Regions from separate parts of the Homo sapiens genome. Here region 2 is linked to region 1. A link is a loop called in an ENCODE intact Hi-C map of the cell type or tissue named here. Cell type or tissue: CD4-positive, alpha-beta T cell. All regions are shown on one strand.

The links. Hi-C counts contacts between places; a loop is a spot of excess contacts. Peaks named below come from ENCODE experiments on the same cell type or tissue, not always from the same donor. Only the 100,000 strongest peaks of a DNase experiment are listed, where the experiment ranks them.
Region 2: a loop joins it to region 1, with 15 times the contacts of the local background. A loop is called at or near these places in 14 of 110 quality-filtered maps.

Annotation. Positions count from the first base shown.
Region 1 is chr6:41,732,573-41,737,572 of GRCh38, reverse strand. TFEB (transcription factor EB) reads left to right here and starts at 1,965. Exons shown (of 9, transcript NM_001271944.2): 1 at 1,965-2,223. PGC (progastricsin) reads left to right here. Exons shown (of 9, transcript NM_002630.4): 9 at 569-862. The coding sequence ends at 721. MIR10398 (microRNA 10398) reads left to right here and starts at 3,963; the gene lies at 3,963-4,019. RefSeq lists silencers at 1,807-2,276, 2,317-2,846, 2,977-3,416 and enhancers at 4,067-4,176, 4,667-4,716, 4,073-4,769, 4,787-4,866. In CD4-positive, alpha-beta T cell, a CTCF peak has its summit at 1,910 (motif pointing left); DNase peaks (open chromatin) are centred at 1,902, 2,762, 3,262, 4,602 and 3 weaker places; H3K4me3 peaks cover 2,862 bases; H3K27ac peaks cover 2,573 bases.
Region 2 is chr6:42,048,504-42,053,503 of GRCh38, reverse strand. TAF8 (TATA-box binding protein associated factor 8) reads right to left here and starts at 2,980. Exons shown (of 9, transcript NM_138572.3): 1 at 2,918-2,980; 2 at 1,991-2,147. The coding sequence starts at 2,962. It also overlaps a transcript of CCND3 not described here. RefSeq lists enhancers at 2,254-2,805, 2,475-3,024, 2,806-3,357 and a silencer at 4,494-4,743. In CD4-positive, alpha-beta T cell, no CTCF peak of the experiment used is centred here; DNase peaks (open chromatin) are centred at 2,693, 2,973, 3,403, 4,663 and 2 weaker places; H3K4me3 peaks cover 3,128 bases; H3K27ac peaks cover 2,527 bases.

The sequences.
Region 1 (5,000 bases):
GGAACAAGGCTATGAAATAGAAGATTGTCATCTATGATCAATTATTATTAATTAGTGGGGAGAGGCACTGGGCTCTTTGTTGAGCACTTACTAGGGCAGACCACTGTGCAAAGCACTTTGCTTCATGATCCCATTTAATTGTCACAGTATTTAATGAGGGAGATACTCATTTCTGTTTTACAAATGAAAACTTGGAGGTTCAGAGAGGTTGAGTAACTGACTCAAGGCGACACAGCTAAGGTTTGAATTCAAGTTGGTTTGGCTCCAAGGTTTAACCACCAGGCTGATCTGCTCCAAATTGGGAGCAGGAGGGAGGTCTGTGGGAAGAGAAGTTTCCCATCATGGGGAGAGGAGACCCTGCTGAGGACCACGGCAGCCTGAATGTACCTGTTCCAGAAATCCTCCCACCCGCTCTGCTCTGGTGGCTCAGTTGGCCTATGAGCCCTCAAGGCAGAGACCCTGGCTCCCTCAGCTCTGCACTTGTGCTCCCAGCCCAGGGCTCAGAGCTGAGCAGGGCCCAGCTCATGTGTGGACAAATGAATGAGTGCTGCCTTTCTTTGTTGAGCAGAACAACGGCTACTGCACCGTGGGAGTCGAGCCCACCTACCTGTCCTCCCAGAACGGCCAGCCCCTGTGGATCCTCGGGGATGTCTTCCTCAGGTCCTACTATTCCGTCTACGACTTGGGCAACAACAGAGTAGGCTTTGCCACTGCCGCCTAGACTTGCTGCCTCGACACGTGGGCTCCCCTCTTCCTCTTGACCCTGCACCCTCCTAGGGCATTGTATCTGTCTTTCCACTCTGGATTCAGCCTTCTTTTTCTGGACTCTGGACTTTCTCTAATAATAAATAGTTCTTCTTTATGTTGGTCATCCTGTTGTTTTTGGAAGGGAGTTTTCCCTGAGTGGCTACAAGGTTTCCTGGTGGGTCACTGTGATTCTAAGAGAAATGGGACCTAAGGCATGGCTTGGGATGGGCTCTGTAACCCTCAGAGCTTAAAGTTCATACTTTTCCCCTGGAAAGGGAAGACAGTGGTAGCGCCATCATGGGTGGGTGGGTGGCGGGCCGGGGGAGAGTGTTCCTACTTGAGTCACAGAGAAATCGAGCCTATTTGCTGGAACCAACTCAGCAAGGGATCTTGTCCCTTTGGACTTCATCCCTGTCCTCCTCAGGAGCCTCTTAGCAAAAGATCCAGAAACCAGGAGCAACATTGTATGTGGGGAAGGAGGAGAGAGAGGAAGAAAAGGAGGAGGGGAAGGAGAAGAAAAGCAGGGGAGGGGCTGGGGGAGGAGACAGGGAAAAAGGGGCGGGGAAGAGGAGAAAGTAGAGAATGATGCCTCCGCACCCTGTGAACTTCCAACAAGGGAAGGTGACATGAAAGGAGCTCAGACAATTTCTGTCCAGCAACATGACAGCAAGCTCAGGCTGGTGAGTGGGGCGTGAATGTAGAACCCATAATGGGGGCAGGCTGCCTTCTACTGTCATATTTTACCCTGTACTTCGCCAGGCTCACCCTGGCCTTGCCCCTTATGATCGGGGCAGGGATAAAAGTGCAAGATCCAGGTCCTGCACCCTACTCCTGAAGAGAAGCTGGAATTTGCCACAGGTGGAGTTTCTATGGCAACAGCACACCATCTGGGACCCTCTCTTTCTTAGACTGCCGAAGGACAGCAGGCTGCAGGTTCCTTTTAGGGGGTCGGACAGGCTACAGAATGTATCTTAGTGAGCCCTGGTTTGGGACTTTACTGAGAGGAGAAAGAAAACTTGCAAAGAGGTAGAAGTGGATCAGAGGTTCCAAGTCAAGAGCCTCTTTCCCTGTAAGCCTTAGTCCGCTGAGCGGGACTACAAATCCCGGCGTGCCTAGCGGGACTGCAGCGAGAACTACGCTTCCCAGTGGGCGCCGAGGCAGAGCGGCTGGGAGGCGGGGCGGGTGCTGCCCTCTGCCGGGCGCGGAGGGAAGTGTGCGTGGAGTGACAGCCGGAGCCCGGGCGCCGGGCGCGGGGCTCGGTGACAGCGGAGGCGGCGGCCCGGGCGGGACGCAGGGAGCGGCCGCGGCGCCGACGGCGGCGGGAAGGGCGGACGGGGCGGGCCTCCCTGGTGGCACGGGGCCGGAGCAGGCCGGGAGCAGGTGGCGGGCACAGCTTGCGGGCCAGGCACCCGAACTTGCGACAAGTTGCCGGAGCCGCGGGGCGCGGGCGGCGGACAGATTGACCTTCAGAGCGAGGTGAGCGGGACCGGGGAGCGAGAGGCACGAGGAGGGCCCGGGACCCCCGACCCAGGCTCCCTGGCCCCTATCCCGTGGGTCCCGGAGACAGGTGGGAGGGTGGGGGATGCCGGCAGGAGAGGGAAGCAGGACCGTGCGCGCCGCCACCCACCCGCAGTCCGTCCGCCCCCGGGCGCCCAGCGCGTGGCCCGAGCGGCGCTGCCCGCCGAGCCGGGAGCCCCCTCGGCCCCTCCCTTCAGGCGCGGGCCGGGGGCGGCTTCTCCGCGACCTTATGTAACCGGGCGGGAGGGGCCGGGCGGGCATGGGCCTTCCCGGCCCGGAGCTGGGAGTCGAAGGGGCGGGAGGCGTGATGGTGAACTCGCAAGAAGTTTGAGGGACGCGCGGGCCCCGCGCCCACTCCCCCTCCACCGGACACGGCTGGGGCCGGCGATGCCTGAGAGGGGGTCGGAGGTAGGGGAGGTGTGCGGGGGCTGAGTCTGGCCAGGCCAGCGGGGGGAGTGGGAGGGCCAGAGCGGCGCCACGCCCCGGGGGCTGGGCTGATGGGGGGGCGGGTGGAAGTACCATCTCTCCCTCCCTTCCCGTCCCTTCCTCCAGCTCGGTCTCTTGAAGAAGCCGCCCCTGGCCCCGTCCCCTCGAGTCCCTGGGCAGTCTCTTTCTCCCCGTGGGTTATTCTATGACCCTGGGGAACACCAACCCCGGAGCGCTCCCTCCGTGCGCCCCGTTGTCTGCCTCCCCCCGGGTTCCCAGCTGCCTGCCCGCCCCCCGAGTTTCCCCCTCCCCCCGTCTCGGTCCCGAATCCCGGAAAACACGCCCCCTTCCCCCCGATCCCCCGAGTCCGTGCCGCCCACCCCTGGGCTGTCCCGACCAGCTCTGGCCCAGCGCGTCCGCTCGCCTCCTGGAAGGGAGCGGGCAGATGCCAGCTCGGCCCCCTCCCCGCGCGGGGTTCCGGCTTCACGCACGGCTGCCCCGAGCTGCTCCGGGCTGCGCGAGCAGGTTCGCGCCGCAGCCGCCTGGCGCGCCCCAGCCCCGCGCCCCGGGTGAGGAAGGGAGGGAGCCCGGGGCGGGGCTTGTCTGCGCGAACCCCGCTGGGCCCAGGCCCCCGCCCTCCGCTCTCCGCCAGCCCCTGGCCGCTGCGCCTTCCCCCGAACCCCCCTCAGCTCCAGCCGTCGTTCTCTCGCCTGTCTGTTCTGGGGACGGTTCAGCGCGGAGCTTCTGCACTCAACTTGAGCGCAGTTTTTGGCTTAGAGCTCGCTGGGGAAGTGCAGGTTAATTACTGCCCAGCTCCCATCCTCTGCCCTCCCCCCATCCCGAGTGAGGGGCTGCTTCATCCCTCAGGGAAAGGGACAAGACGGATGCAGGCCCCCAGTGACACCTCTGGGGTGTGGCCTCAGGCCCCTGCACCCGCCCTGGCCGAGATTCCATTGGCCCAGACCTGGCACTGTTGGGCAGCTGGGGATGAGGTTGGAGGCTGGTCTCTGGTTTCCTTCTGGGTGGACAGATGCGGATGCGCTCGGTTAGAACGCAGTTCTTGGTGCCACGACTGGGAGACAGTCCTCAGGCCCTCCCCTCAGGGAGCTCACTGTCCGGGGAGGGACAGCCAGCAATAGTTCCTGGCCGGCCAGGAGAGGCAGAGGCAGAGGAAGGGAAGGGTCAGCTGCCTTGAGGTCCCTGCCTGCTAACCTGACGGTATGCTTTCACCATGCCGGTGACCCCAGCCCCAGGACCACGAGCAACTCGCCTGGCTCCCTTCTCTCCGTCTGCCTCCTGGCCGCGGGGCCCGGAGAGCTGGGAGCCAGAGGGTGTAAATGAAGGGCAGAGCTGTTTGGGTGACTCCATGCTCTGCTTCTCCCCGAGGGAAGCCAATGGTGCTTACCATTTACAAGGCTTGTTACAGCTGCAGGGTTATTTTGTCCTCAACTCAGCTCTGGGAGACGGAGCCAAATGGGGACCCAGGTATCTTGGTTCCGGGTGCCCTGGAAGGAGTTCAGGGGATAGGGCAGGGGACACCCTAGGTGGGCACTGAATCTAGGGAGAGCCAACTGGGCTTTTACGGGCTAATGGCCTGGTGACTCACAGTCAGAGGTGGGCAGGGAGTGGGCCAGGGCAGGCAGGAGCCCTTCCAGGGTCCCACGTGCGCTGTCACAGGCCTCCTCAGCCTGTTTCTGGAAAGCTGAGAAGTAGGTGGAAGGGGACTCCCACCCCTCAAGTCTGGCTGCCCTTTGAGGGTCTAGCTCTTGGCCCTGAGCCCTCCTGGGGCTCTGTTTATGACTGTAATTGCATCATTAGCCAGAGTTAATAGAGTTACTTAGCACCTGCCCCCACAGGGAGTAGCCCAGCCACCCCCTGGGTTCTGTCTCTTCCTTTTCAAAGTCAACTCGGTTTCTGCAGGCAACAGGGGTTTCCCCAACCACAGCTGTCATGAAAACCAGGTTGGGCCTTTGTCCTGGGGATGGAGGGCAGTCAGCACTTGGGGCCTGGCTTGGGGCTGCCCTGGAGATGACCATGGAAATTGGGTTGGCCTCCTCTGATCGGAGGGTGGGAGTTCAGGGTTCCCAGAGCTGCCAGAAATGTTCACGTCCCAGGACGCAGTGAACATATATGCATGTACAGTGTGGATCCTCATCTGAGAGGAGGGAGATGAAAACACACCCACCTCACAGGCTGTTGTGAGGACTAAGGGTGCGGCAGTGCCTGGTACATGGTGAGTACATGATGTTGCTTTCTGGGTTGGTGTGGGGTTTATGTAATGGTTGTGAGTTTGTGTGTGTGGTTAAAGT
Region 2 (5,000 bases), 320 kb before region 1:
AATCTCTGCCACCTGGGTTCAAGCGATTCTCCTGCCTCAGCCTCCCGAGTAGCTGTAATTACAGGCGCCCGCCACCACATCCAGCTAATTTTTTGCATTTTTAGTAGAGACAGGGTTTCAGTATGTTGGCAAGGTTGGTCTTGAAACTCCTGACCTCAGGCGATATACCCGCCTCGGCCTCCCAAAGTGCTGGGATTACAGGCGTGAGCCACCACACCTAGACCCAAAATTTGTTTTTTCTAACGTGGCAAATACACATATACAAAAGCTACTTGGGGTCCTCAATGTTTATTAATATAAAGGGATTCTGAGAGCTGGGTGTGGTGGCACATGCCTGTAGTCCCAGCTATGTGGGAGGCTTGGGTCCAGAAGTTTGAGGCCAGCCTGGGCAACACAGCAAGACCCCATCTCTAATTAATAAGAATAAATAAATATAGGAGTTCTGAAGCCACAATGATTGAGATCACTGCTTTAGGAAAACATTTGGTATTTAAAAGTGCCAAATATCAGCTGCAGAGAGCCACCTTGCCCAAGATCACCCTTCCTGGGGTAGCCCACATCTACTGTTTGATCAAGACCTGAGTATAAAGGCAGGGCCTTTTCAGCTTGATGGGCAATAATGCTCCAGGGGTCCTGGCTAAGTTGTCCACTTCTTTATTGGGCCTGCATTGCACCCCACATCTCCCTCTGCCCAAACCTTTCTCCTACTTCCTTTCATAGTTGTTGATCCCTAAGAAACACCGTAAATACTTCCATCCCTCATCCCATCCCATGCCCCAAAAGTTCAAAACAGGGAAATATGTTGTACATGCAGAAAAGCCTCTGTAAGACCACACCCGGGCTTCTAAATCTCAACACATTTCCTTTTAAAAGTAGCTTTTCAGCTGGGTGTAGTGGCTCATGCCTGTAATCCCAGCACTTTGAGAGGCCAAGGTGGGTGGATCACCTGAGGTCAGGAGTTCAAGACCAGCCTGGCCAACATGGTGAAACCCTGTCTCTACTAAAAATACAAAAATTAGCCAGGCGTGGTGGTGCACGCCTATGATCCCAGCTACTTGGGAGGCTGTGGCAGGAGAATTGCTTGAACCTGGGAGGCGGAGGCTGCAGTGAGCTGAGATTGTGCCACTGCACCCCAGCCTGGGCAACACAGTGAGACTCTGTCTCAAAAAAAAAAAGGGGGGGGGGGCTTTTCCCCTTCATTCTTTGTATCACACAATCTAGCATTTCATTACATAATGTGATGATATCTATTGCATGGGGAATTAGTCCTGACTCCCCAACAAAAGTCCTTAAGGGCACCCATAACTCACCAAGAGCTTAAAATCTCCCCAGCACTGAATGTTTTATATATACATCTCACTTACACTCACAAATCCATGAGGTAGAAACTGTTATCCCATTTCAGAAATGAGGAAATTGAGGTTCAGGAGATTCAGTGGCTTGCCCAAGCTATTAAGTGACAGAGTGATGATGTACACCAAGTCTATCTGATTCTAAAGCCTGTAAGTCACTTCATTATGCTCTTTTCTGTTTTTGTTGTTGTTGTTGGAGATGGAGCCTCACAGGCTGGAGTGCAGTGGTGCGATCTCAGTTCACTGTAACCTCTGCCTCCCAGATTCAAGCGATTCTCCTGCCTCAGTCTCCCGAGTGGCTGGGATTATAGACACCTGCCACCACGCCCAGCTAATTTTTTTGTGTGTTTTTTAGTAGAGACGGGGTTTCGCCACGTTGGCCAGGCTGGTCTTGAACTCCTGACTTCAGGTGATCCACCCGCCTCAGCCTCCTAAAGTACTGGGATTACAGGCGTGAGCCACCACGCTCGGCCCATTGTGCTGTTTTCTTTTCTCAACTTTTTACATTAAAAAAAATTTTTTTTCTCCCCTCTTAAGAAAAAAGTTTGTTTCTTAAATCCTCTCAAACACTATCACAAAGCAGGGCACAGAACTGATGTTGGGGTTGACTCCAAGGCCAAGTGTTTCCATGTACTCACAGCTCTGCAGCATCTCTGTCAGCGTTTCCACGGATGCTTTCTCGGCACTCTCAAACCCTGCCTCTGTCAGCAAGGAGCTCACAACCACCTGCAGGGTTCTCCTCCGGGCCAGATGATAGTTATCGGCAGGGTTAGTGGACTGTTTACTTCCCGATCTCTGTGAATCAGCAGAGAGATTTTCATCCACAGGAGAAGGATGCAATCACATAGTTCATACGTGGTCAACGGCAAGCAAAGTTATTTTACTAAATAATTTTATTTTAAAAATCAGTGCTTAATGTTTAGATTTACAGATCTTGGCCAACTGAGTAAAAATTGAGCACCCAAGGTGCTTTAAATACAGAGACCACTTCTCCGCTTACCTAAAACGTACAGTCCCAATGAGATAAAATAGCAGGTCTTTTACTTTCTACTTTAGCAGATTATTAGAATACATAGCTGAAGAAACACGCATGATGGGATTAAGACGTGTCCCGCAGAAAAAACAGGATCCCTCTCTTGTGCCTCCCATCTTCACACCATTTCATTGAAAGGGAAAATGAAAACAGTAACAAGAGGTGACCGCGAGGAGAGGAGGGCAAAAGATAAAAGCACAAAAAAGTAAGAAAGCTAAATATTTTGAAACGGGAATGCCTTTCAACTTTGGCCGGCCAATAAGAAGGCGAAAACGGCATCTTCAGACCAATCGGGGGTGTTCCGGGCTCCCAACCCCCAACAGCGAACGAGCCAATCAAGACACAGGTCCGCCAACTCCGGAGGCCGCAGCCAAGTCCCAAGGAGGGGGCGCCTACGGCCTGAAAACACCCTCCGCCAGTCGGAGCTCATGATGGGGCTGAATTTCTGGGCATTATCTTGTTGCTCAGTCGAGGGGAAAGTTGCAGGATACCCAAACTCTCTCGGCTCCGAGCCCGCGCTTCCTGCCCTTACCGTTCCGGAGCCACCGGCCCCAGCTGTGGCCGCCGCGTCGGCCATCTTGTTCTGGCGTAGTGTGCGCGAGCGCGGGGCGCGATGGGACTTGTAGTCGCGGGGCGGGGCGGGGCGGGGCGGCGTGCGCCCCTTGGTTTTCCGAAGCCCAGTCGGTTGGGGGACGCCTCCGGTGACCCCGGCTCACGTGACTTTTTTTTTTTTTTTTTGGATACAGAGTCTTGCTCCGTTTCACAGGCTAGAGTGCAATGGCGCGATCTCGGTTCACTGCAACCTCCACCTCCCAGGCTCAAGCGATCCTCCCGCCTCAGCCTCCGGAGTAGCTGGGATTACAGGCGGGCACCACCACGCCCCGCTAGTTTTTGTATTTTTAGTAGAGACCGAGTTTCGCCATGTTGGCCAGGCTGGTCTCGAACACCTAAGCTCAAGCAGTCCGCGGCCTCGGCCTCACAAGGTGCTGGGATTACAGGCGTGAGCTACCGCGCCAGCCTCACGTGACCTTTTGAGAGTGAAGTGTTCTGGGGCCTTCAGTGGCTTGGTTGTGGGCCAGGAAAACGCGCCCGGTTTCACTGAGTTAAAAGAAACCTATTTTAATATGAAAATCGGTTCTTATAAAGAGCATACCAGGAGATCATCTACACTCGCAGGGTTTTCCAAACTTGTCTTATTATTAGTAACACCTGGCTGGGCCCAGCCCAATCCCAGTGACTTCACTCTCTGGAAGAGGGGCTTGGGAATCTTTCTCATTAAGGAGCTCCCCAGATGATTCTTCTGAGCGAGTAATGTTGGGAAACCCTGGAGCATCCAGCCTGGTGATTTTGTGCTGAGGGCCGCCCCGCCTGTCAATGGCCCACTTGGAAGTAGAGCCTGGACCACCTAGTCCAAGTCTATCGCTGCATCCTGCTGCCTTCGCGCCCTCGACCCGCAAGTATTTGCGAGGCAAGTCTAGGGGGCGGGAGACTTGTCCCTTGCCGCCTCACTCCCAGGGCGTGGGGTGCCCGCGGCTACCAGTGGTTTTCTCCCTAGCCTGTCAGCCCCTCTAGCTGCGCCGTGTTCGTCCCCATTTGCAGGTGCCTGGCAGGACGCAGATTCTGGGCTTGGATCCTAACACTAGCCAGCTATGGTACTTCGGGCACTTGACCTTAATCCTCAGTGTGTCTCAGTTTCCTCTTCTGTAAAGCTGGGGGAAAGATGAGATGATACACAGAAAGAGTCTGTCACAGTGCCTGACGTGTAGTAAGAGTCAAGAAATCGGCCGGGCGCGGTGGCTCTCGCCTGTAATCCCAGCACTTTGAGAGGCCGAGGCGGGTGGATCACCTCAGGTCAGGAGTTCGAGACCAGCCTGACCAACATGGTGAAACCCCGTGTCTACTAAAAATACACAAAATTAGCCGGGCGTGGCGGCGTGCGCCTGTAGTCCTAGCTACTCGGGAGGCTGAGGCAGGAGAATAGCTTGAATCCGGGAGGCGGAGGTTGCAGTGAGCCGAGATCGCGCCACTGCACTCCAGCCTGGGCGACAGAGGGAGACTCCATCTCAAAAAAAAGAAAAAGAAAAAGAAGTCGCTCCTCATGATGTTGTTTACTTCCTGGATAGCACGTGGAGGAGTTGCCAACGCCGGGAGGCAGCGGTCCGGGAACCCGTGCTGCCCCGGCCCCGCCGCCCACACCTGAGCCTCCGTGGCGCCCCGCCCCCGCACCTATGCCGCGTGGGGCGGGGGCTGCGGGCGGGGGTGCGCGGCGCCGGATGAGCCTCCTGGCCTCGCCGAGGGTGTACAGGGGGTGGGAGAGTCAGGCCGGGGACCGAAACTTGGCTGAGCAGAGCACCAGCCCCTTTGTCTCCTCCGCCCCCTCTTCCCCACTTCCTGCCCAGCTCTGGATCGGCGGCGCGGCGCGGACTTTGTAAACACTTCGCCACTGCAGGGGTGGAGACTGGCTCTGTTCGGATGCCGGCCGGGGGGGAGAGGTGCAATCCTCTCCTCGCGGCTGGTGGTTGCGACCACCCCCACTCCCCAAAGGCAGGCTCCGGAGGCGGCGGGACAGAGCGCCTGCGACCCCAGTCGGTGCTCCGGGGAGGTCACCTGACGAG